Regions from separate parts of the Homo sapiens genome. Here all the other regions are linked to region 1. A link is a loop called in an ENCODE intact Hi-C map of the cell type or tissue named here. Cell type or tissue: endothelial cell of umbilical vein. All regions are shown on one strand.

Region 1 (8,000 bases):
CTGACACCTAAGAAATGCTCAATGTATGGTCCCTACATGGTGTCACTGTGATTGTTGTCGTTGTGGTTACGCTGGGTTGGGCAGCTCGCCTTGTGAAATAATGAGCTCCCATTGCTGAGACCGTTCAGGCACAAGTTGAATGAGTTCGGGGGACAAAAAGAAATACGTTAGAACAGGAAGTCCCCCAAATTTGGCATCCCTCAATACCGATCTGGTGACTTCAGAATCACCTGGGAAGCTCAAACAGCACCTCAGACCAGGGATCGAAATCCCGGAAGGCAAGCTCGTCTAAAAGTACAGCTTCATGTGTAAACCACTGATCTAGGCCAATAGTCCCTGCACTTTTCATCTTCAAAGACCCTTCTGTGATTCCCTCCTGCCCCACTGACTGCACAGTGTAAAGTATGTTGTTGACCAAACTAGATTTAACTCACAATTAATTTACTCTCTAACTAAATTATTAATCAAAGCCCCAGAGTTCATTAAACAATTATTGAATACCTACTGTGTGCCAGGCACTGTGCTGGACACTGGTGGTCTGGCGGATAGACAAGGACTCTGTCCTCATGGACTTACCAGTCTGGGGAGGGAAAGCAGAAAATGAACAAGAATTCAAATACTGACACTGAAGCCAAGAGAATCCAGCTGAGCTGAAGGCACCCAATATTCCTACAATGAGCAGATATGGGTGTATCAAAAGCAAAAGCAAATAGAAGCCTGGCACGGTGGCTCACATCGGTAATCCCAACACTTTGGGAGGCCGAGGCAGGCAGATCGCTGCCTGCCTTAGAATATATTGTGATAGAGAAGAGTCCATGAGTTCAAGACCAGCCTGACCAACATGGTGAAACCCCATCTCTACTAAAAATACAAAAATTAGCCGAGCGTGGTGGCGCACTCCTGTAATCTCAGCTATTCAGGTGGCTGAGGCACAAGAATCCTTTGGACCCGGGAGCAGAGGTTTCAGTGAGCTAAGATCATGCCACTGCATTCCAGCCTGGGGGACAGAGTAAGATTCTGTCTCAAAAAAAAAAAATGGAACTGTATAATTCCCCTGAGAAAGGTGGGTGTACCCCTCAACACACAAGCACACATGCATATACCACAGCATTATTATTTTCATGGATCCCAAAAGGTCCAGGTCCTAGATGAAGAACATGTAAGGCCTCATGAAGAAAGTGCCTAAAGCCGGCATACAGGAAGACCCTGTAGACCAGATTCCTGCCTATGTGACCAGTTGCACTGCCTGCCTCACCTGTGAGGAACTACTAGCAGCTGCCCCCAAACACTCCAAGTAGAGTAGCTGAGAGGATGGGCTCTGAAGCTAGGCTGCCCAGGGCTGAATTCTAGCTCTATTCCTTACTAGCTGTGTGAGCAAAGGCAAGGTGCCTGTTCTCTATGTGCCTATGTTTCCTCTTCTATAAAGTGGTCTGAATAATACCTACTTCACAGAATTGACATGGGAATCAGAGAGATGGCACTTAAAACAGGTGGTAAGCACTCAATATGTGACCCCTTTTTTTTTTTTAACCTTTGATGCTCTCTCTCCCTGGAGTAACCCCTTTCCCCCTTTCTCTGCCTGGAGAGCATATCAGCCCAATGTCCCTTCCTTTCCAGAGGCCTCCTTGCTTTACTTCATCAAGTAATTTGATGCTTTTCCTCTATGTTCTTGTGGCTCTTTTTAGACACCTCTTAAGCACCCGTCATATTGCAGTCATTTGTCTTACTGTTGTGTAGGTGTTTGCCCTCTTCACTGGATTATGAGTTCTTAAAAAGCAAGGGCCAGATTTTATATATCTTTTCATCTCTAGGGACAAGACAGTCCCTGGAGTAAACAGTTGACACTATCTGTTGAATTAATGAGTGGACAGATGGATGATGGATAGATGAGTGAAGTGACTTGCCCAGGATCACAGAGTTTAAATCCAGGGTCTCTGTTTAATTTACGTTGGGAAAATTACTCTTCTGAGCCTCTGGTTTCCCATCTGGAAAACAGATTTGATAATAATGGCTCCTACATCTTGGCATGGGAGGGTTCAACAAAGTACACATAGGGAAGTATTCAAGAATATAAGCTCTAGAGTCAGATTGCATGGGTTCAAGTCCCAGCTCCACCACTTATGAGCTGTGTGATCTTTGATAAATTCTTAACCTTGCTATGCCTAGAGGAGGCAGAACACATTAATGAGCTGTTCAGAAAATTAAAAGACATACTCTCTGTGAAGTCCCCAGTGCCTGGCTCAGAGTAGGTATTCAGTAAGTAAATATTGGTTTCCTTCCCCCAACCCCCACCTTCTCCAGACCTGTAGGGTTTGGACTCTGAATACCCAAAACAGCTGTTCAAATGCCATGTTTTGTTCCTAGTGACTAATGTCCCTTAAGCCAAGGTTGGAAAGGCGACTCCAGAATTGAGCTTACACTTGGGTACTGAGTTAGATGAGGGGAATGTGGCTGAGTGGTTTATTTAATTAATAAGGAAACTTTTGAAAGGAGACAGTTTAAAATCAACAAACATAATACAAAATTGAAAGCAAGAGCTAACCCACAATTTCATATATGGGTTTCATATGTCATTGGAATATTTCTTTATGTAAAGCTATGAATAACAGGATCATCCAAACCCAAAATAATGTATTACAAACCATAAGAGCAGTGATCAGAATTGGTTTTGCAGCAAATTAGCCAGTTAATCAGTGTACAACATTGTAACAATTCTTGAATTTCCTTCTTCTCTATCACAATGTATTCTAATAAACTATTCAAAATTCTCCAATGGTCACATGTCAATTACTAAGCCAAAAAGTATGGAAGAAAAAGGGAAATATCTTTTTATGTTGGACCTAGTCTCCCATCACATGCCCACCCAGAACTCCCCAAATCTCCTTCTTACTCTGGGGTTTGGAAGAGGCTGAAATGTGGGTACTCAGGGCCCTGGAAGCTGGCAAGTATTTGGCAGTTCAGTTCAAAGAGGAAATCCGAGAGGGTAGGGGCCTCAGCGGGACCGAAGGGATGAGATGCACAGAGAGGGAGGGAGAAGGGCAGGAATCTTATTAGCAAAACTAGCTGCCTGCCAAGTAGGGCATGTGTCTGAATTTCTGAAGAAAAGAGAGGATAGTTGCTGTTAGTTTTAACTTCAGTCCTTCAAAACTTGGGTAAAAAGGCGAATTGTGCGTGTGTATAATACTCCACTCTCTATTTCCCAAATAAACTCTATCTGTATCTTCCATCTGAATCTTTCTTAACCTGACCCTTACTTATCCATACCTTGAGCTTTGTTGAAACCCTGTTCTAAGAACTCCTTCCTGATCTCTTCCGTTTGGGAATGAATCTCTACCTTCTTCTCTTACGTGCCCATGGTACTTTGTGTCCCCACTTTAAGACTGCTCACAGACTTACTTAATTATACGCCAGCCAACTTCCTTCATTCTTTTCCCCACTTACGTTCCTCTTTTTAAATAGCTTTATGGAGATATAATTGACATACAATAAACTGTGTGTATTTAAAGTGTACAATTAGATACGTGCAGACATGAGAAACTCTCAGTACCAGATAGTAAGCATGTCTACCACCCTAAAAGGTTCCTTGTGCTTCTCTGAATCCTTTCCTTCTGCCTCACTTCCCCAAACAACCATGGATCTGCTTTCTGTCACTGTAGATCAGCTTGCATTTTCTAGAGTTTTCTATAAATGGAATTATACAATATGTACTCTTCTTTCATTGGCTTCTTTCACTGTGCACAATTCTGTTGAGATTCATCCCTTCAACCTTCCCTCCTTATTGGATTGTGGACTTCGCCAGGCAGGAACGATGGCTCGCCCGGGGCATGGAGCTCAGTGATGGGCACAAAGCAAGACTCATGGAGGAGGATGTGTTTGGCAGCTCTGGATTTTGTGGGAGAATATATGTGGCTTTCAGGCTGGACTCGGTCACTTGTAGCTGCGTAGCCAGCAGTCAGTCAGTTACAATCGCAGCCTCAGCTTCCTCATCTGTAAATTGAGGGTGATGATAAACTCCCTTCTCTCTGGAGGGTTCTGTGAGACTTCACTGAGCCAGGAGATAAAGTGCTCTGTAAACTGTGAAAGGTCAGTCCTGGGCAAAGGATTAGGCCTGGATCAAGCCAGCAGCACACTGGGAATGCCCCAGATCCCAGGGCTAGTCAAAGTCAGCGTTGTCATCCAGGGAAGCCATGTGGATTTGAGATTCCTCATAGAAATAGCCAATAAGGACTATGCCTGGTGGACTTTAATCCTGGCCCAGTCGCCAGAATGTCAAGGTTTCTTTCCCCTTGACCCTCCCCCCTTCCTCTGCGTGGGCTGTATGTATTTATGAGGTCTCTCTCCCTCCAGAGAGCCACACGTGACCGGAGGATTCCTCCTCTGGCCTGGAGCCGGCTGATAAGGGCAGTCCATCTGCTGGGGGCTCCCAGGACCAGCAGAAACAGGAACCAAGCTGGTGGAAGGGAGCAGGGGAGACTGCCAGGCCTGGCTGCAGCTTCCTCTGGCTAGAACTGAGGAGAAGGGGGAGAAGGAGAAAAGGAAATATTTGTCGCATATTTAAAGTCAACTTGACCTATAAAATCACACCAAACTTGGGGAGGCTGCCTATCTCCTCTGATGGACTACATTTCTTATATGGTATTGCTTAATAAAGAGAAGTATGGTGAACTGGAAGAGCCCAGAGATGGAGATTCAAGGCCTAGCACAGTCACTAATTTCCTATGTGAGCTTGCAAAAGCTGGTTTCCGTCTCCGGGCTTTACTTAATTAGAACCATTAACTGAATACCTACTGTGTGTTAGCCACGACACTGCATTTTCCATATGCTTTTATAAATGTAACCTTCAAAGCTATCCTGAGAAGTGAATATTCTTCCTCTCATTTTACAGTTGATGAAGGTGAAGTAACATGTACAAAGTCACCTAGGAAATAGCCAAATTATGAACTTAGTGCTATCTGGCAACAGAATCCACATTATTATTATTATTATTTTTTGAGAACTTAAGGACAGCAATTCTCAAGGAATTAGCTTAATACTGAATTATTTGGCCGGGTGCAGTGGCTCACATCTATAATCCCATGACTTTGGGAGGCCGGGGCGGGTAGATCATCTGAGGTCAGGAGTTTGAGACCAGCCTGGCCAACATAGTGAATGAAACCCCATCTCTACTAAAAATACAAAAATTAGCATGGCGTGGTGGCGCTGGCCTGTATTCCCAGCTACCTGGGAGGCCGAGACACGAGAGCCGCTTGAACCTGGAAGGTGGAGTTTGCAGTAAGCTGAAATGGCACCACTGCACTCCAGCCTGGGCAACAAAGTGAGACTCTGTCTCAAAAAAAAAATTATAATAATACTAATAAATAATAATAATAGCAAATTATTTCTTGCTCATACTCTGTGGAAAGAAGGCTCTGTAACCAACTTAATATGGGGAATGCTGCATACAGCATATCCCTGTCTTGAAGACCCACAATTTCATTTTCATGTCTTAGAAGGTTCTGAAAAATCTTGGAGTAAAGAGATTTAACTCCTTCATTTAACCAAGGTCTTTGGGTTCAAGGCATGAATATATGGCCTCACAGGCAGCCACCAGTCCCAAGAATGAGTTCTGCTTGGCTGTGTCCTCACACATCCTCCCTCAAGAGTCCCTCATCATGGAGCTCAGCCCTCTGGCAGTGATCTGCTAAGGTCTGTCTTTCCCTGGAAAAGGGCTTTCCAAACTTTAAAGTGCTGCATGAACAAAAGGCCTCATTCCCCTAACTCCTAGTGAAGCAGGCTTACAGTCCCACAGGACTTTTCATGTTCTCATCACACTTACTTTATATTGAACCTACAGGCAGTGGCCAATACATTGTCTAGCTTGGAGCAACTCCTTTCTGCTCCGTGGGCCTCAGTGTCCCCATCTGTCAAATAATATATTTGAGCTTTCTGTGATTCAGACACTTTTAGTCTTTTCTTATCCACACTTCTCTTTTTCCCTACCTACCACATTTCTTATTAAACCAAGTCTTCTGTTATTCAGGAAATAGTTTTATCCTCCCATATACCATAATAATAAGCATTTCTTGAACGTTTGTCATGTGTAAGGCACTGTGCTAAAAGCCTTATAGATAGCATCTCATTTAAGCCTCTCCATACCCAAGTGAATTAAACACTATTATTATCCCCTTTTATAATTGTGGAAACTGAGGCATTAAGCAGTTGAGTCATGGATCACATGCCTCATGAGGAGAACAGCTGAAAATTACAATCCAGCATCTTCCCATGGCTCCCTGATCCTAGGCTGTGAATCAGGACCAGTCCTTGGACCTGAGCTCAGCCCAGGTCTCAGATTACGGAAAAGAGACAAGGGTCCAGGGAAGTTTTTGTTGTTGTTGTTGTTTGTTTTTTGTTTTTTGTTTTGTTTTGTTTTGGCCTTTTGTTGTTGCTGCTGAAACCCATGAAGCATCCTCCTTTCTGTTTTGCAGAGGAAGGAAATATGGTTATACTTTCCTTGCTAAGGAAATCCAACCCTCCACAAGGCAGCTTTCTTCCCATCCCCTTGACCTTTTAGGAAAAAGGTGAGGCCCCTGGGAAGGCTCTGGGGGAGACCAGAGGAGCTCAATGTGCCCTGTCTAGGGCAGGGGTATTTTTAGAGCTGGCTGCACACTGTTTACAAGGAAGCCAGTCCCTTGAGCGTGCCCTCGCCCTACAGGGAAACACTGGCCGCCAGCCCCACCCGCTGGCCCAGGCTCCTGCTGGCCCTCCCTTCCTCCCTCCCTCCCAGCTGTTCCTTTCTTATCGTCTCTATCAGCATGTGGGCTCTATCAGCATGTGGGTGTGCTGTCATTAGCACCCTGAGAGCACAACTGAACAAAACTGTAGCCCAGGGCATTGAAAACCTCTCGGAGAGGGCCAGGTGTGACCAGGTACTGGGGAAAAAATAAGAAGCTGCCATCAGTTGAGAAGATGGCCCTGGCAACTGGCTATCAACTGAAAATCCTGCAAAAGGATATTTCTCCTGTGAAGCAGGTGTGGAACCTCATTGTCCCGGACTTCCTGAAAGTGAAGGCCTGACAACTGGAGAGGGTGGCTTGGGGGAATGAAGAGGCCACAGGCCTGGGCCAGGAGCTCAGTTCTGCCTCCAACTCTTACCACAGGCCAGTTGCTCTCAACTGTGACAAGTCACTTACCCTTCAGAGCCTCTCTTTCTGCTGCTGTAAACCAAGGAGGGCTTGAATGGTGAGGGCTGTCCAATCAATGACTGAACGTCTCAGGCTCCTCAGTGATGAAATGAGAGTACTTAGGCCTGCTTCCTGGGGCTAGTGGTGGATATTAAATAGGGTGGTGGTGTTAAGCCCCTGGCACGTGGTGGGCATGCAACGCATGCAGCCATGAAGGATACTTTCCTTATCTTTAGCACTTTACAGTGTCTAGCACAAAGTAAGCACCCAGCAAAAGATGCTCTTCTTTATTCTTGTAGCTCAGAGTTCTTTCACCTCTAAGACTACAAAAGCTCTCTCCAACTATGCAATTTTTATAATTAAGTATTTATTTCTTCTCCCCCAGCCCTGTGCCCATCCTGCTGTGATTCAGGAGTCTCGCAGAAGACATCAGAATGCCTTTCTCTGAGTCACAGTCTGTATCTTCTAGAAAAGGCTGTCCATCTTCACCCCAAGCCCACTGGCTCCTGAGATACGACATCCAGACCCAGTGCAGCTGGACCTGGCCCAGGTAAGCCAGGCTTCCCAGGGTCCGATCCCAAGCTTGCAGGGTTGGGTGGGAAGCTGGACCCAGGCAGCCCCACCCCGTCCAAGCTTCTCCGGATGTGGGTACAGAGATTACAAGGCCTCCAGCCTCCTCAGAGGAAGTACCCTTCCTCCTCTGCCCTGTGGGCAGACTGGACTTCTCTAGCAGCTGCAAGAGACTGCAAGATTGTTATTTGAGGTGGCTAAACTCTCACCAAGTATTCTTCTCCTCACTGCCTCCTCCACCTGCCCCTCCAATTTCCCTCTTCCCTTCCC
Region 2 (8,000 bases), 180 kb before region 1:
AGTAGGGTATAGAAAGAAAATACAAGAGACCGAATGAGCACTCACTATATTCCAGGCATGCTGCCAGTTGGTTTCACCTACATAAGGATGTTTAATTTTCATTACATTTCAGGTGATCTGTATTATTATTTCAATTAAATAAATGAGGAAACTGAAACTCACAGAGGGTAAAAGGCTTGCCCAAGTTCTCAGAGCTCTAGAGGGGCAGAGTTAAATTGTTTCTTGGTCTTCTGATTCCAAGGCTATGTTCTCTTGTATGTTCTTGGTCTTCTGATTCCAAGGCTATGTATACTATAATGCCTACGAGAGAGAGAAGAGAGGAAACGTACTACGGTTTTCCCTAGTCAGACTCTTTGCATGCATTTTGGGGAATGTGGGGTGGTGGTAAGAGCTCAGGCTTTGGAGAGAGTTTGCAATGTACCTGTAAGGCTGCACCAGTTGTTAAAATAGTAAAAATTGAAATATTTTTATACCAATTGATAGATTTCTGTTGCCCTGAGTCCCTTGAATATTCTCTGTTACCTCAGCCATTCCAGACTCTACTCCAGGATTTTCCATACCCCCCTGTGAGTCAGCAGCCCAGTGGTTAAGTCATTGGACATTAGAGGGCCTTGAGGACCCTAATCCAATTCCTTGGCTAATCTATTCTGATTCATAGGTATCATTATGATATGGTTTGGCTGTGTCCCCACCGAAATCTCAACTTGAATTGTATATCCCAGAATTCCTATGTGTTGTGGGAGGGATGCAGGTGGAGGTAATTGAACCATCGGGGGCTGGTCTTTCTCATGCTATTCTCGTGATAGTGAATAAGTCTCACGAGATATGATCGGGTTTCAGCTTTTGCTTCTTCCTCATTTTCTCTTGCTGCCACCATGTAAGAAGTGCCTTTTGCCTCTCGCCATGACTCCGAGGCCTTCCCAGCCATGTGCAACTGTAAGTCCAATTAAACCTCTTTTTCTTCCCAGTCTCAGGTGTGTCTTTATCAGCAGTGTGAAAATGGACTAATACACTTTACTATATCCATTGTTAATAATTTTGAGTACCATTTCTGCCCCATTCTCCTTCCTCCTCTCTCATGAACCCAGTCCATCTATGGAGATTTCTATCTTTGCTAATATGAGTCCTTGATTTTTGTGGTGCTTTATGTGAAATATGCGTAGAGAAAAGCAGGAGAGGTAGTCCATACAAGGCAGAAGACAGAAACTCAGTTCATCTACATTATAAAGAATTGAGAGGAGATATAGGAAAGAAAATAGCACCTTGAAGGCTGAAGTTTGAGAAAGAGTGCCAGTGTGTTTGCTGAGGATGTGGTCCTGCAACAACAGTCAAATTCAATAAATTAGTAAGGAAGGAAAGATTTCTTGAGACATGTTTTTTGGGAATTGATCTTTCTTAAAGTTTTCAAAGGACATAAGAGAAAATGAGAATTTGTTTCTAATTACTACTGGGTTATGCTTCTTTATATTCTAGTCAATGCAAAGACTGGGCCGCATGAAGCTCCGGATTTCTGAAGGCGACAAGATGATCTCTAAGATTCCTTCCAATGTTAATCACATACAAAACACCTGAATCAATCCCTCAGAGGTTCATCAACTTCTGTGGGTTCTATAGGTAAGATGACAAGCTATGAGGTCACATGAAACTGATCTCAGTATGTGAGTTACAGTCTTGGATGTACCTACATTTGACTGTGAGTTCTTAAGAAAGTATCTTACCTTTATTGGTCTCAGTATTTTCATTCGTAAAATAGTAGGTAACATTTATTGCTGTTGCTTATTTTGAAATTGATTTTGTTGTTACTATTTTTTGAGTTTGACTTGTGCCACTCTACTTTTTGTCTATCATTTAATTAAATCCGTACAGCAAATGCATGAATTATGTATGATCATTTCCTTTTCACAGAGTAGACCTAGAAAACATGAGAGGCATGCATAAGACTCCTTGCTAGACAGCGGCAGAGCTGCAATTCACGGTGTCCTCTCTGCTCCAAATCCAAAGCTTTCTCCTTTACAACATATGGCTTCCCAACCTACCTCAAGACCCTAGACTGGAAGTCATGAGTAAGCTTTTGTCTAAGAGAATGCTTTGAAAAATATAAAATGCCATAGAAATATCAGGGTTTTAAATATATATTATTAGCTACTCATCTTCTTCTCTGTACTTTTTGTTGTTTCATCAAAATTGACCTTATAGATTTGAGGTGGACACTGGGATGCATCTCCCATATCTCCTTCCTTCCTTCTTTCCTTCCTTCCTTCCTCTCTCTCTCTTTCTTTTTTTTTTTTTTTTTTTTGAGACAGGGTCTCACTCTGTCACCCAGGCTAGAGTGCAGCGGTGCGATCTTGGCTCACTGCAACTTCTACCTCCTGGTTTCAAGTGATTCTCCTGCCTCAGCCTCCCAGGTAGCTGGAATTACAGGCAAGTGCCACCATGCCCAGATAATTTTTGTAATTTTTGATAGGACAGGGTTTCACCGTGTTGGCAAGGCTGGTCTCGAACTCCTGGGCTTAGGCAATCCGCTCAACTCAGCCTCCCAAAGTGCTAAGATTACAAACGTGAGCCACTGCATCTGGCTCCAGATCCCTTTTCAATCAAGAACTTGTTACTCTAGTTCCTGAGGTACTGTCAACCTTTAGGGAAGAGATGGCTGATCCCAAGTCACACTCCTTCCTGTAGCAACCTACATCCAGTGACTGATTGATACAGGAGTATAAAGAGCTCTGGCTTTCTTGGCTTCACTTTTGACAACTCTGAAGGGTCATTTTAGTTCCAGAGCTGTTGGTGGGGTTGGCCAAGATAGTTTTAGAGCCTGCATCATGCTTTGCCTTCTCGCTCTGCCAGTCCTGATTGTGGCCTTTCCCTCTTCCACAAGTGTTCATCTCAAGGCATTCCCTGAGAACATCCTGAGTGCTAAACACCTTCTGAGCCTGCTTCCTAGGGAGATCCATCCTGTAACAATATTTTGTTAGAATTGGTTCTTCATAAGTCTGACTTCCCTACTGACTTGAAAACTTCTTGAGGGCAGGAAATGTGTCATATTCATTCCTAAGTCGCCAGTGCTTGGCTTGATATTAGGTCCAGAAAAAAAAAATTCATTGTATGTTCAATGAACCTCTGGGATAATAATAATAATAGTTAACCATTATATAGTATCCTCGATCAGCTAAATTCTATATTAAAGGCTTTGAACATATTAGCCTAAACCTACAACAGTCCTAGAAAGTAATATTATTATTATTACCATTTTACAGATAAGTAAAAGCAAGCACCTAACGGTTCGAAGTTCTACCCAAGCTTACATATCTAGTGGTGGATCTGGGCTTTGATTGCTGGAAGTCTGTCTCTGAAATTCACTCTCCTAGCCACTACTCCTTACTGCTTCTTGTATCTGTGTACCTATCAATCCACCACTTTATTGAAGGGGGATAGGAAAGAGCTAGGTAAGAGGATACGAAGGGTAGTTTTTTTGTTTGTTTGTTTTTTGTTTTTAATTTCAGGGGAACTGGAATTACCACAGAACATTTCTGGGGATGGAGTGTCTGCTTGTTTTGCCTGGAGTCCAGGCAGGGCATATGAAGAGTGTAGGGCAACAGAGCTCCCCAGGTGACTCAGATGCACAGGCAGGTGTGGGAATCCCTGATGCAGGGGGCAGTTTCAAGTGTGCAGAAGGCACTTACACAATTGCCATAACAGAGGCCCTAAGATGTGAAATGATCTGGCAATAGCTACCCTGGTAGAGAGAGAGGAGCCAAGACTCTCCCTTGTTTCAGGGTCCTGGTCCAGGGCTCTTTGAGCTGCACTTCCTGAAGTGGGGCCAGGAATCTGCCTTGGGCATGGGGGGGAACCACATACCTCACACGTGCATCTAGTGATTACTCAGGAAGTGGAGGCTTTGGGGCTGACAAACGGTACACCGGAAAGGAGAGGGGAGAGCCTGCCAGGAGGGGGTCGGCAAAGCCAGTTCCCTCAAAGCATTGTCCTTTCCTTCCTCCAACAGGATGCCAGGAGCCCCACAGAAAAGGGACTCATTTGTCTTCCTTCCCAGCACAATAACCTGTTGCTGGCCTTTCTCTTGGGCCTTGCTCAGAGCAACAGGATACAGTCTTTGCCAGGGGAGAAGGAAGGAAGGAAGGAAGGAGGGGAGGGAAATGACAGGAGCTCAGGATCTCCAGTCCCTAGCCTGGGCCCCGGAGAGACCCAGCACTGTGAGGCCAGGACCCAGACTAGAGCTGTCCAGGTCCAGTCGGCCTGGTATGAGGAACAATTTCGTTTTACAGAAAACCTTAATCAGATGTAAGCTGAGTAACCGTTAGAAGCTGAGCTATCATTTCTGAGCATATCTGAGTGGCCTCTCTCCAACTTTTATCTTAATCTCATTTAGAAAAGAAAAATAAATTGGGTCAATTTAGAACTGTACCTTCTTTCCTTTTTTTATTCATTGTTAAAAAGAAGAAAAGAAGGTATGCATTGGAGTTTGTTTGTTTGCCATGGAAAAACCCTCTTATTTGCTTGATTAAACAAAAATAACACAAGCTACATAGGAAAAATTTCAGCTACATAGACACCACCTTTGTTTTAAGGCTGTAGTAGTTGACATAGCATCTTCTTGCTACTTTCTCTAGCCTTCTCTGTGGACCACAGTGATACATTCAGAAGCCTGTTAGTTAACACAGGAGTTTTTGAACACTTTTCTATTGGTTTTTCACCTGCTCATTGTCCGTCATGCCTGAGGCCTGCAAAAGTAACCTTTAAAATTTAAAGGTGAAAACTACTGGGCACAGTGGCTCACACCTGTAATCCTAGCGCCTTGGGAGCCCAAGGCAGGAGGATAGCTCAAGTTCAGGAGTTCGAGACCAGCCTGGGTAATGTAGTGAGACTCCATCTCTACAAAAAAAAAAAAAAAATACAAAAATTAGCCGGGTGCCGTGGTGTGCACCTGTAGCTCCAGCTACTTGGGAGGCTGAGGTGGGAGGATTGCTTGACTCAGGATCATTGGAGCCTGGGAGGTGGAGGTTACAGTGATCTGAAATTGTGCCACTGCACTCCAGCCTAGGCAACAGAGTGAGACCTTGTCTCAAATTTAGAAAAAAAAAAGGAGGGTGGGGTATTTGGGGGGAAGCTAAAAGAGAAAAAAAAAATGGGGCATTTTTAAAGCTCTTTTTTTAATAATTGAGGTTCTTCTGGTCTCACCCGAAACCTACAGCATCAGAAAGTGCATGTGTGTGGATGGTAGAAGCGTGGAGGGGGCTTAGCTGTGGAAAAGATGGCAGTGGGTGGGTTGTAGAATTGGAATCAATATTGCAATCCACCACAGAGGTATAAACAAAACTGAACAAATCAATGCATTTTAATAAATGTTTATTTGTTGCATTTATGAACACATATAAATGCCAGACCCTGTGCTGGGTGTGGGTTGTACAAAGCTAATTCTGAAGCTTATAGTTCAATAGGTGGCTCAGATGAGTAGTGAATAACTGAGAGCATTAGAATTATTTACACAGGGAGAGTCAGCTGTCTGGGAGACTGGGGGGGCCCTCCTGAGGTCCCTTACCCTGGCCAAGCACATGGGGGAGAGGGACAGATGAAAGTGAGTCTGAGCTCACCTTCCTCCGTGGGAATGGTTGAAGAAATTTGCACTCCTTTTAGATGAACATTCTAATCTTGCCTCTAAGACTCTTCCAAGGTGAAAAAAAAAATTCATTATATTCAGTTAAAACATGGGCCCTTGATATGAACTCTGCTGCCTGTCAAAGAGATCACATAATTAATTTTTAAAATTAAAGTTATTTGGATTTCAGCACCGACAATTTAGTGATGAGACTAGTGCTCTCGCATACACACACACTCTCTCTTTCTCTTTTCTGTGTTTCCCACCTGGAGTTGAGATGCAGATGTGAGGTGGTGAAGAGGGCCTAAAGGCATTTCTGTGATGGGCCCTGAGGAAAGACGGGGAAGAAAACAAAGTCCCTGGCCTGTGTAGCTCCCAGCCCTGCTGGAGGTCATAGTAGAAAGTAGTAGACTGGGACAAGGTCTAGAGTCAACTGACTCCATCCTGTCTTCACCACTCAGAGTTGCCCTTGGAGAAGATTTCCTAAAAGAGGTGAGAAAAACAGGAAGGGTGGGAACGAGCGAGAGGGCCAGGGAAAAAGAGGGGCAGAGGAGACACTCATTTATTAAGTGTGCGCTCTGTCAAGCACTTTACACATAGGATTTCTCTTGGTCTTTACTATTAATACATCTCCATGAATTACAAATGCTCATCCTCATTTTCCCCGGGGTGAAAATGGAGGCTCAGAGGGATGGATGATTCATACACAGTCATATCACTGGAGAGGGGAAGAACTGGGATTCTTCCCCAAACCAGCCTCATTCCAAAGCACATGTTCTTTAGACTACCCCACCCTTTGGATTAAAAACCCTTTCCTGGCTGATTTTGCATTATCTGATGAAACTGAGATGTGACTGGATGGCAGGTGAACCTCGCCTGGTGAAGAGCCACTCCACTGCCCAATGGGGAAGGTGCCCTCTTTCAAGTCAACAAGGGCACACTTTCTTTCTCAGAACTTTAATCATTACTTTACAACTTGTAATTTATCCTCCTTTCTGTAGGTATCTGGTGTTTCTTGATTGTTAAGGAAGGGAGGAAGTTTTGGTTTATTAAAAGAGAGAGAATTTTTCTGGCTAATGTGTGGCCCATGAGCCACAGACTTCGCATCACCTGGGAGCTTGTTATAAAGGAAGAATCACCAGTCACAGTCCTCTAGAATCAGAACTTCAACAAGATCTGCAGATGTTTCATATGTACATTCAAGTTGGTAATGCATGGGATAGAGGACCTGATTTAGATTCAGGCCCGGGTTCAAATTCCCATTCTACAAATAAGACCTTGGGCAGTTTACTGAATTCCTGTGGGTTTCACTTTCCTCACTCATAAACTAGGAAAGATGATGCCCATTGCACAAGCTTGTTGGAAGAGTAAGGGAGCAATGTTAACTTCAGTGCTGCTATTCAGTATGTCAGTATGCCATCCATGAATGGTACTTCTTTTCTGCCCCATCTTCCCTTCCAAAAAAAAGCATTTCCTCTTCAAGAATGTGCACACTACAGAATCTGTTCTCTGAAATAAAATGCTTCTGAAATACTAATCATATCCATTTGACCAGTGCTTTGCAATGTGGTAGCGACTTGTCATGCATGATGATTTAAATTAAAATTAAATAGAACACTTCAGTTTATCTGTTACTGTAGTCACATTTCAGTACTCAGAAGCTGCATATGGCTAGTGACTAGTGTGTTGGACAGCATTGATATTGGACATTTTCATCATCATGGAAAGTTCTACTTGACAGCATTACCTGGACACCTCCTATTTCTCCTGGGTATTTGCTAACCCACAGCTTAACTGCTCATGCAGTAGGAGCTCAATAGGTGCTCCTTGGCTTGAACTCTGCAGCCTCCCTTATTGGAAAAGAGAAATGATTTGAGAATCCCAAGATCTGTTTTCCAATTACTGCTCCATCTACTCATGAAATGTGTGACCTTGGGTAAGTCACTTTTCCTCTCTGAGCCTCAGTTTTCTCATCTGCAAATTTAGAGGGGGAAAGGTAATAAGAATACCTCATATTAGTCTAGAAGCTTTTTCACTTTTTATCTCTTTTGGTAGTTTCAGCAGCCTTTCATCCCATAGGGTGACCAACTCATCCTAGTTTGACTGGTCCTGAAAACTGAAAGTCTCACGTCACAGGAACCCCATCATTCCTAGGCAAACAGGACGGTTGGTCGCCCTACCTACAGGTCCCCTCCAGTTATAAAATCCATGGTCCTGTGCAAGCCTCAGAGTGGTGTGCCAGAAGCCCCAAAACTGCTGCAAATACCAGAGGAGTATGAGCGCAGGCTCTGAAATCAGACAAACCTGGGTAAGATGCTGATGCTCCCACTTTATTTCGATGCAAACTTAGGCAAATTCCTTAATTTCTCTGAGACTTAGTTTCCCCCCT
Region 3 (8,000 bases), 230 kb before region 1:
AGACTCTCCTGGAGGCTGAAACAGGGGCAGTCTGCACAGAGGAGAGGTGTAGAGAGGCGCGATTTAGAAATAAGAAAACCAAATCGTAAAGAAGCCTAATGTCTTGTTGCAACATCTGAAAGAAACAAGATGAATATATTCCACTAGGTGGGAAGCTTAGGGTAGTGGGAAGAACATGGATTCAGGACTTTGAGAAACATGGATTTAAATTTTGATCCCCAATGCCTCTCTGCACTTCACTGTTATCTATAAAATAGAGGAAATAAAAATACTATACATTCAAGTCTTAACACCAACAGTTAACTAGTTGTGTAACCTTGGACAAGTTATGTGACCTCTCTGTCTGAGCATTGTCATTTGTATATGAGATCATGGAGGTTAAATGTCCAACCTGTTGTCACTGTGCACCTCAAAATAATAAATAAAACATTTCATCTCTCAATCAAGGCTAAATCCACTTTCTCTGCTCTTCAAAACTTGACCCTGCCAGCACCTTCTCCAGTAACCTCTAGATTGAGTGAGATCCCTTTTTGTAGTATAATAATAATAATAATAATACTTAAGAAAAACAGTGATAATAACACTAAAAACTAACACATTGATCACTTACTACACAACATGCTCTGGGTACTTTATTTGGATAATTCATTTAGTACTCGTAATAACCTTATCAGTTGTGTTATTATGTTCTATGTATTACAAATGAAGAAACTGAGGCACATAGAGTTTCTATTACCTGCTCACTAGTATCTTAGTCAGTTTGGGCTACTATAACAAAATACCATAAATGGGGTGGCTTATAAACAACAAACTTTTTTTTTTCATAGTTCTGTAGGTTGGGAAGTGCAAGATTAAGGTGCCTGTAGATTTGGTGTCTGGTAAAGGCTTTCTCATTGATGGGTATCTTCTCACTGTAAACTCACAAGAATGGAAGAAGTGAGAAATCTTTCCAGATTTCTTTTATAAGGGACTAATCCTATTCACAAGGGCTGTGCTCTCAGGACACAATCACCTCCCAAATGCCCCACCTCTTAATGCCATCACCTTGGGGGTCAGGATTTCAACATATGGATTTGGGGAGAACATAAACACTCAGATCACAGCAACTGGAAAGCAGGGAATTGGTCCTATCTTCCCAGAGAATCCCAAGCATCACTCCATCTTGATTATATGACCATGATATTTCCCTTTCAGCTCCACCAGACTGGAGGCTTTCCTGAAATAGGGACTTAGTGTAATCTAATTTTGTATTCCCAAAGTTTAGCACAGAGTAGGTGCTCCTTGAATTTGAAATGAAATAAAATTGACTTCTTATGCAAAGGCAATAGACCGTATTTAATAGAAAAGGCTCTGAATTGAGAAGGTGACATCCCCCATCAGAATGTTGCAGAACTAGACGTCATTTCACATGGAAGATACTCTGCCAGACTGGCACAAAGCAAAGACAACAGCAATGTACACAACAACCAAAAAAATAACAGAAAACCCTGCAAAGCCCCAGAAGCCCCCAAACTAGAAAATGTAAGACCCTTCCCTTCCCTACCTAAGCGGAAGACCCTTAATACATGTTTAAAGTGTTTGGTCTAGAAGTTGCCACTAGAACCTCAGTGAATGGTACATGTGATTGTCACACATGGATATGCCCAGTAAACGGCAAAGGAAAACTTCTTGAGGCTCTAATCCCAGAGTGCTGGCTCAGCCATTCTTAACAAATTCTTTTGTTCTTCTCACATATTCTTGTGTTGAAAAATTTCATGGGGTATTGTTGGAGTCAGGCCTCAGGACTGAGGGGAACTCCCTGATTATTGCAATCAAGATCCTGATGCTAGTAGTCGCAGCACAGGAGAAAAATAAAACCCCTATAAACATATAGAACAAAGCTCAACTGAATTGATCATTAAAGAAATTCAAACTAAGTAATGAGATAGTTTTTCAACGTTTACAAAAGTTAATACAATCAACAATATCTAATTTCAGTGGGGCTTTGGGGAAACATGTATGCTTATGTCCTATTAAGTGGGAGTACAACTTTGGAGTCTCCACCCAAACCTTGTTTCTAGGATTCTATCACTCAGAAATACCAGCACGTGTGCTCACAAATATATTTTCAAGCAGATTCATTCCAGCAACATTTGTAACAGTGAAACACTGGATGCTTCCAAGGTAGGAAAATGGCCTAAAAATTTCATGGTATATTCATGCAATAGTTAGGGAGCAACGAAAACAAATAGAATAGGTCTGTATGTATTGACACAAAAAGATGACCAGACTGTAGCCCTAAGAAAATGAACCTTGGCTGCACAGGAGGCCTCTAGCACTCTGCTCTAGTTCTTTGCCTGCTTGGATTGGTCCTTGCTTGTGCCACACCAGAGAAATAACTAAGTGGCTGTCGGGGATACAGATGGGAAGGGAAAGGAGAATATAATTTTTTTCATTTATATTTTTGATTCCCATCTCATCCTTGCTTTCTTCTATTATAATGTACATGAATGTTTTAGTGTGTTCGGGCTGCTATGACAAAAATACCATAAACTAGGTAGTTTGTAAACAATAAACATTTATTTCTCATGGTTCTGAAGGCTGGGAAGTCCAAGATCAAATGCCAGCAGATTTGGTGTCTGGCAAGGGCATGCTTCCTCATTGATCTCACCTCCTAACTGTATCCTCACATGGTGGAAGGGACAAAGGAGCTCTCTTCAGTTTCTTTCATAAGGACACTAATTCTAATCATGAGGGCTCCACACTCATGACCTAATCATCTTTCAAAGTCCCCACCTCCTAATACCAATACTAATACCAATACCAATACTAATATTTTGAAGGTCAAGATTTCACCATATGATTTTGGGGGCTAGGGGCACAAACATTCATACCACAGCATCACATTTTTTGGGGTTATCACTATTACTTTATTTGTTCTTTTTCAAAATCCTGGTGTTCAGTAAAAGCAAAGCCAGACTCTTGATGTGATGACAGTGCTATGTGTAACACAAGTATGGACAAAGCCCTTTGGTAATAGAGAAAAAAATGTAACAACAACAAAATCCCACCAGGAAGAGTGGGGAAAGGTGTCACTGAAATGGGATACCTAAGATTTTGCCTGGGCCTTGACTGGGAGAACAATGACGGCAAAGCCTTCCAGGCAGAGACACACAAGAGCCCAATCCGAGAGGCACGAAACCATGTGAGCTGTGGTGCGTCTGCAGCAGGATGACTTCCTTGGTGTTCAGACAGTTTATTCCATCTTGGGAGGGGGCACCAGAAGCACAGTCTAAGGAACAGCCTGGATTTAGCTCTAGTTGGGGAGCAGCCATGGGGAAAGAAGGCAAGAAAGCTACAATGGATAGTTTGCACATTGTTTTCATCTGACCTGCTGTGGAATGTGGCTCATAACTCATCTGCATATGCAGCTATTGAGGTGGACAAAGGAAATCCAGCCAGTGGAAATTCCTGGGAATCCATAATGAGGCCCAAATAGGAAATGCCAGTGAAGAGATTTTACTGGTGCCAACCCCAAATACCAACGTTCATGCTGTGTTCAGAGAACCTTCATTGCTTGTCAACTTTAGATGAGACATTTTGGCAAATGGTAAATCAATAATAATTGGGGTCCCATTGATATTATCCTTTCCAACCCTTTGCATGTAACTTGATGCTTCAGGAAGCTTTGAGTCAGGGATGATTATTCTAATTTTACGGATCTTAAATTGAGGCTCAGGGAGGTTTGGTAAATTCTTCAAGTTCACACAGCTAAGGGAGACAGGATGATATCATAAAATAATCCTTTCAGTTGGAATGATATAGGCCTGTTTTAAAATCTCTATTCCATGACTCACTATTTGGGTGACTTTGGGCAATTTACTTTCCTCTCTGCATTCATATTCCTATCTGTAGAATGTAGATAACTTTACTTCACAGAACTGTTGGAAGCATGGAATGAGATTATATATGTTGCCTACTTGCTACCCATATCCCCCTTCTTCCTCAGTGACTCATGCCTAATTTAGGGTGGAGGAGGCAGCACATACACCCTATTAAAACATTCAATTTTCCAGTCTCCCTAGCACCTGGGGGTGGCCACATGACATTGTTCTGGCCAATGAAATGTAAGCATAAGTCTCAGGGAAGGGTTTCTGGTCCTGAATAAGAAAGCTAAACCTTTTTGGTAAAAGCCTTTCTTCTCCTTTTCTTCCTTCTTGGAATAGGGAAAAGAGACCTGGAGATGCAACAGCTGTCTTAGAAAAACGATGAGTGGGTCTTTGGTGGTATTGTTGGACTGCTTTTCTTGGACTCCTCACGGCTTGAGACAAGTGGACTGTAGGTAGTTGAAGTGATTTGCAGCTCACCATATTTCTGGCTGATGGAGTAATTAAGGCTTTGACTCATCATACATACTCAATGAATAGCAGCCATTTTGATCAAGGCAGGGACCTTTCTCTGAACTGTGAGAATTTAATTCCCTGCACCCTACACATAAAACAGCATTAACATGCCCAACCATCCCCACCGACACTACACAGCACTCTTCTCTGTTCTCTGCCTTGCTCACCTCCAAAGTTGGACACACAGCCCTCTCCACCTGCAGATCAGCATCAGTTTAAATGAGATAACATGTAAAATCCATAGCACAGTGCCTGGCAAACAAGTATAAAACAAATGGGATTGTCCTTTTTTGAGACAGAAGGTTTTAAAGCAACCTCTGCAAATGAGCCTTCCTGCTTAACAAACATGTATGAAAAATTTTAGAGGGCACTATGACCTGCAAGATAAAGAAACTGAAGCAGTTTTGCATGGCATTCAAATCTCCAACCTATGCCTAGAGCTCTGGGCTCCTCTTCCTGAGTCCATAGATAATGTCCCCTCCCCTAAAACTCCCCCAAAAACTCACAGGAAAGTTTTTGTCCCCATCTGGTATTGCACTCATCTAATCATAGTCATTGTGGTTGCCCTTCCCACTGAAGGTGAGAAGTACATCTCATTTTTCTTTGTAAGAATTGTAGATCAGCCTCAGTTTAAATGAGATAACATGTAAAATCCATAGCACAGTGCCTGGCACTGATATTTATACAAAATTTGTACAAAAATTATACAAAATTTGTATAAATTTATGGAGTATAAGTATAATTTTGTTACATGGATATATTGTGTAGTGGTGAAGTCTGGGCTTTTAGTGTATCGATTACTGGAATAACATACATTGTACCCATTAAGTAATTTCTTATTATCCACCCCCCTGCCACCCCACACCTTTCTGTGTCTTCAGTGTCTACTATTCCAGACTCTAAGCCCATGAGTACACATTATTATGTTCTCACCTGTAAGTGAGAAGATGCAGTATTTTTCTTTCTGTGTCTGAGTTGTTTCACTTAAAATAATGGCCTCCAATTCATGTTGCTGCAAAAGACATAATTTCATTATTTTTCTTGGCTGACTAGTATTCCATTATGCATATATACCACATTTTCTTTATCATTTTTCCTTGACCCCCTAGTAACCCTGCACAGTACAGGTACTCAATTGTTATTATCAAATGACTAAATATGGTTCTAGTCTATGCCTAGGAGTCTATTCACATGAAGGTTTTAGCTGTTTCCTGAACACAGCTCAGCATTTCTATGCCTCAGTACCATTGAACATGCTATTCCTTTGGCTTAGAATTCTCCTCATCCATTTTATCCCTGCAGGACTCCTACTCATCCACACACACCACCTCAAATGTCACTTCTTCCAACTCTCTCAGTTGCTCTCTCCCCTATACTCTTAAGGCATCTTATACTTATTTCTACTACAGCACATAACTCACTATTATTGTGAGTCATCTACATGCTTCTCTTCCCTGCCAGACTGTGAGCTCTTAAAAACATTTACTATTTTCTTCTGTCAATTGTATTCAATATACGCCTGGCATATGGTAGATATTGAGAATTTTGGTGAATCTGGTTGCACAAAATTTACAAAACATTCTGGCTTTCAGTTGTTGCCACCCCTATTCCTGTAATGAGACTTGTAATATCAGGGATTATGGGGGAAAGTGAAAGGAAATGATCCTTTATTCAGCGTCTACTATAAACCAGGCATTTTTGTTGTCCAAGTTGCTTCCAGAAAAAGCATGAAACATGCTCTCAAAGAGCTGTGACTTCATTGTGGAGATACACTATACTTACACAAATGTTTTAGAGGTTGGTGCCTTTTTCACTTTGAATCACACCTCCTGGGGTGACCGACTCACTACACATCCATGGCTTTAAGAATTTCAGGTGCCCCCCCAATGGCCCTGTCTGTATTGTGACCTCTTAACCCACAGAGACACCAGAGCCTGACCCAAGCTACCTTAGTCAGATTCTCTTTAGTAGAAATATGAAAATTGGAATGAGTTGCTGAAGAGATTGGGAGTTGCTGGGGAAAGAGTCATGTTTGTGGCAGTCCTCAAGGGTGAAAGAGAGACCATGAAGAATTTCAAGAAACCAGAATTGCCCTGGGTCCTCCTATCTTGGTAGTTCAGCATTTCCTTTGATTCTCTGAGACACCCCCAGCATTCTTCCAATAAATGTTTCCTTTGCTTAAGCAAAAGAACTCCATTTTAGATGCTTACAAGTAAAAAAAAAAATATGACCAATGTAGTCCAAAAGAATTTCCTGTTTTGTCTCTGAGTTGGTTAGGATTTGCATCAGCTGCAAGTGATAGAAAATTCAAAATAACGATGGCCTAAAAAGAGTACAAGTTTATTTTTCTCAATGAAATGTAGGCAACCAGGTCTAGTTGCCTAGTTCTCAGGGATTCAGGTTCCCTCAGGGATTCTTGTTCCACCAGTCTCAGGATGGAGCTTTCATCTTGTGGACCAAGATGGCTGCTCAAATTTCAGGCATCATGTCATTACTCTAGCTTACAGGAAGGAGGAAGACATGCTCCTCCCTCTAAAGATGTATCCCAGAAGCTGAACACACCATTTCTGCTTAGTTACATAACTCCCATATGCCAATTATCTTCCATTTGCCTCCCCAAATGCACTGCCTACTCCTCGTCGTCTGCTGTCTGTCTTTGTGGGTTGGCATGTGTCAACCACATCAGTGGGCTATTGTAACCTTTGGTTTCTATGGTTCTAGCTCAGACAGTAGGGATTCTAGCAGGAGATCAGAAAAAGAGAAGAGTGAGGTCAGGGTATTTATTTTTCTGGATCCCTCCCATCAAGGTTGCATTGGCTGGCTCTGTCCCTCAACTCAAGATAACTGATCCTTGCAAAATGAATGGCACTACTTGACTCTCTCTTTTTCCAGGTTCTGGTAACTCTTCCTTCTCTCCATCCCATGCAGCCCCAAAGGAGTTAACAACAGCCTGGCTGACATGAGCTTTGCTTACTACACTACTCTTAAAGTTTCTCCATACCCAATCTCAGTCATTAGCCCCTTTATAAATCAATCTTCTTGGAGTTATTCTACTTTGAATATATCATCTATACTATGTGGGGACTTTGACACATCCATTTAAGTATAAGGATTTTATTATGGGCCATGTACTCAACCTAAAAACTGAAGGCTGTGTTACTAAAAAAGAGGAGGACCAATATTATAGGATGATTAGCAGTCTTTGCCACAGTCCCATCAGTCTTTCATGATCAGTTCTCCTGTTTTTTATGTCTACTTTTTATAGCTTGAACCTTCTATTCCCTACTGTTAATATCCACAATAGAAGGAAATCAACATCTTTCTTACCTCATACAAGATTGTAAGAACCTACAGATCCACCTCTATATGGGAGAGTTATAATTGTTGATTAGTCCTGTTTGACCCAGGCAGGGTAGTAAAATCAACATATGCTCAGTGAATGTATGAATGACATGATGGAACTATGTTTTCATTTTTTTCAATTGAAAAACTGGTATATTGTACCACAAAAAGGTTTAACTCCCTTCTAGCTCTGATCTCCAAGTATTATTTTGTCAGTTCTATGTCACAATATTCCATGAGTCATAGAAAGAAATATAGTAACAGTGGAGATTAGAG

The links. Peaks named below come from ENCODE experiments on the same cell type or tissue, not always from the same donor. Only the 100,000 strongest peaks of a DNase experiment are listed, where the experiment ranks them.
Region 2: a loop joins it to region 1, with 5 times the contacts of the local background. A loop is called at or near these places in 4 of 110 quality-filtered maps.
Region 3: it touches region 1 in a loop (2.9-fold over the local background); 3 of 110 quality-filtered maps call a loop at or near these places.

Annotation. Positions count from the first base shown.
Region 1 is chr1:58,895,555-58,903,554 of GRCh38, reverse strand. JUN-DT (JUN divergent transcript) reads right to left here. Exons shown (of 2, transcript NR_108106.1): 2 at 3,843-4,508. It overlaps LINC02777 (long intergenic non-protein coding RNA 2777), which reads left to right. Exons shown (of 5, transcript NR_183656.1): 2 at 6,465-6,557; 3 at 7,546-7,710. Among named protein-coding and RNA genes, the nearest start is that of LINC02777, 4.6 kb to the left of the region's middle. RefSeq lists a silencer at 1-23 and an enhancer at 4,084-4,378. In endothelial cell of umbilical vein, no CTCF peak of the experiment used is centred here; DNase peaks (open chromatin) are centred at 4,384 and 6,724; H3K4me3 peaks cover 329 bases; H3K27ac peaks cover 3,817 bases.
Region 2 is chr1:59,080,315-59,088,314 of GRCh38, reverse strand. LINC01358 (long intergenic non-protein coding RNA 1358) reads right to left here. Exons shown (of 3, transcript NR_110626.2): 3 at 68-300. Among named protein-coding and RNA genes, the nearest start is that of HSD52, 62 kb to the left of the region's middle. In endothelial cell of umbilical vein, no CTCF peak of the experiment used is centred here; a DNase peak (open chromatin) is centred at 3,844; H3K27ac peaks cover 2,299 bases.
Region 3 is chr1:59,124,378-59,132,377 of GRCh38, reverse strand. It overlaps HSD52 (a long non-coding RNA gene), which reads left to right. Exons shown (of 3, transcript NR_027120.1): 3 at 1-442. Among named protein-coding and RNA genes, the nearest start is that of HSD52, 18 kb to the left of the region's middle. In endothelial cell of umbilical vein, no CTCF peak of the experiment used is centred here; DNase peaks (open chromatin) are centred at 3,437 and 3,747; H3K27ac peaks cover 1,929 bases.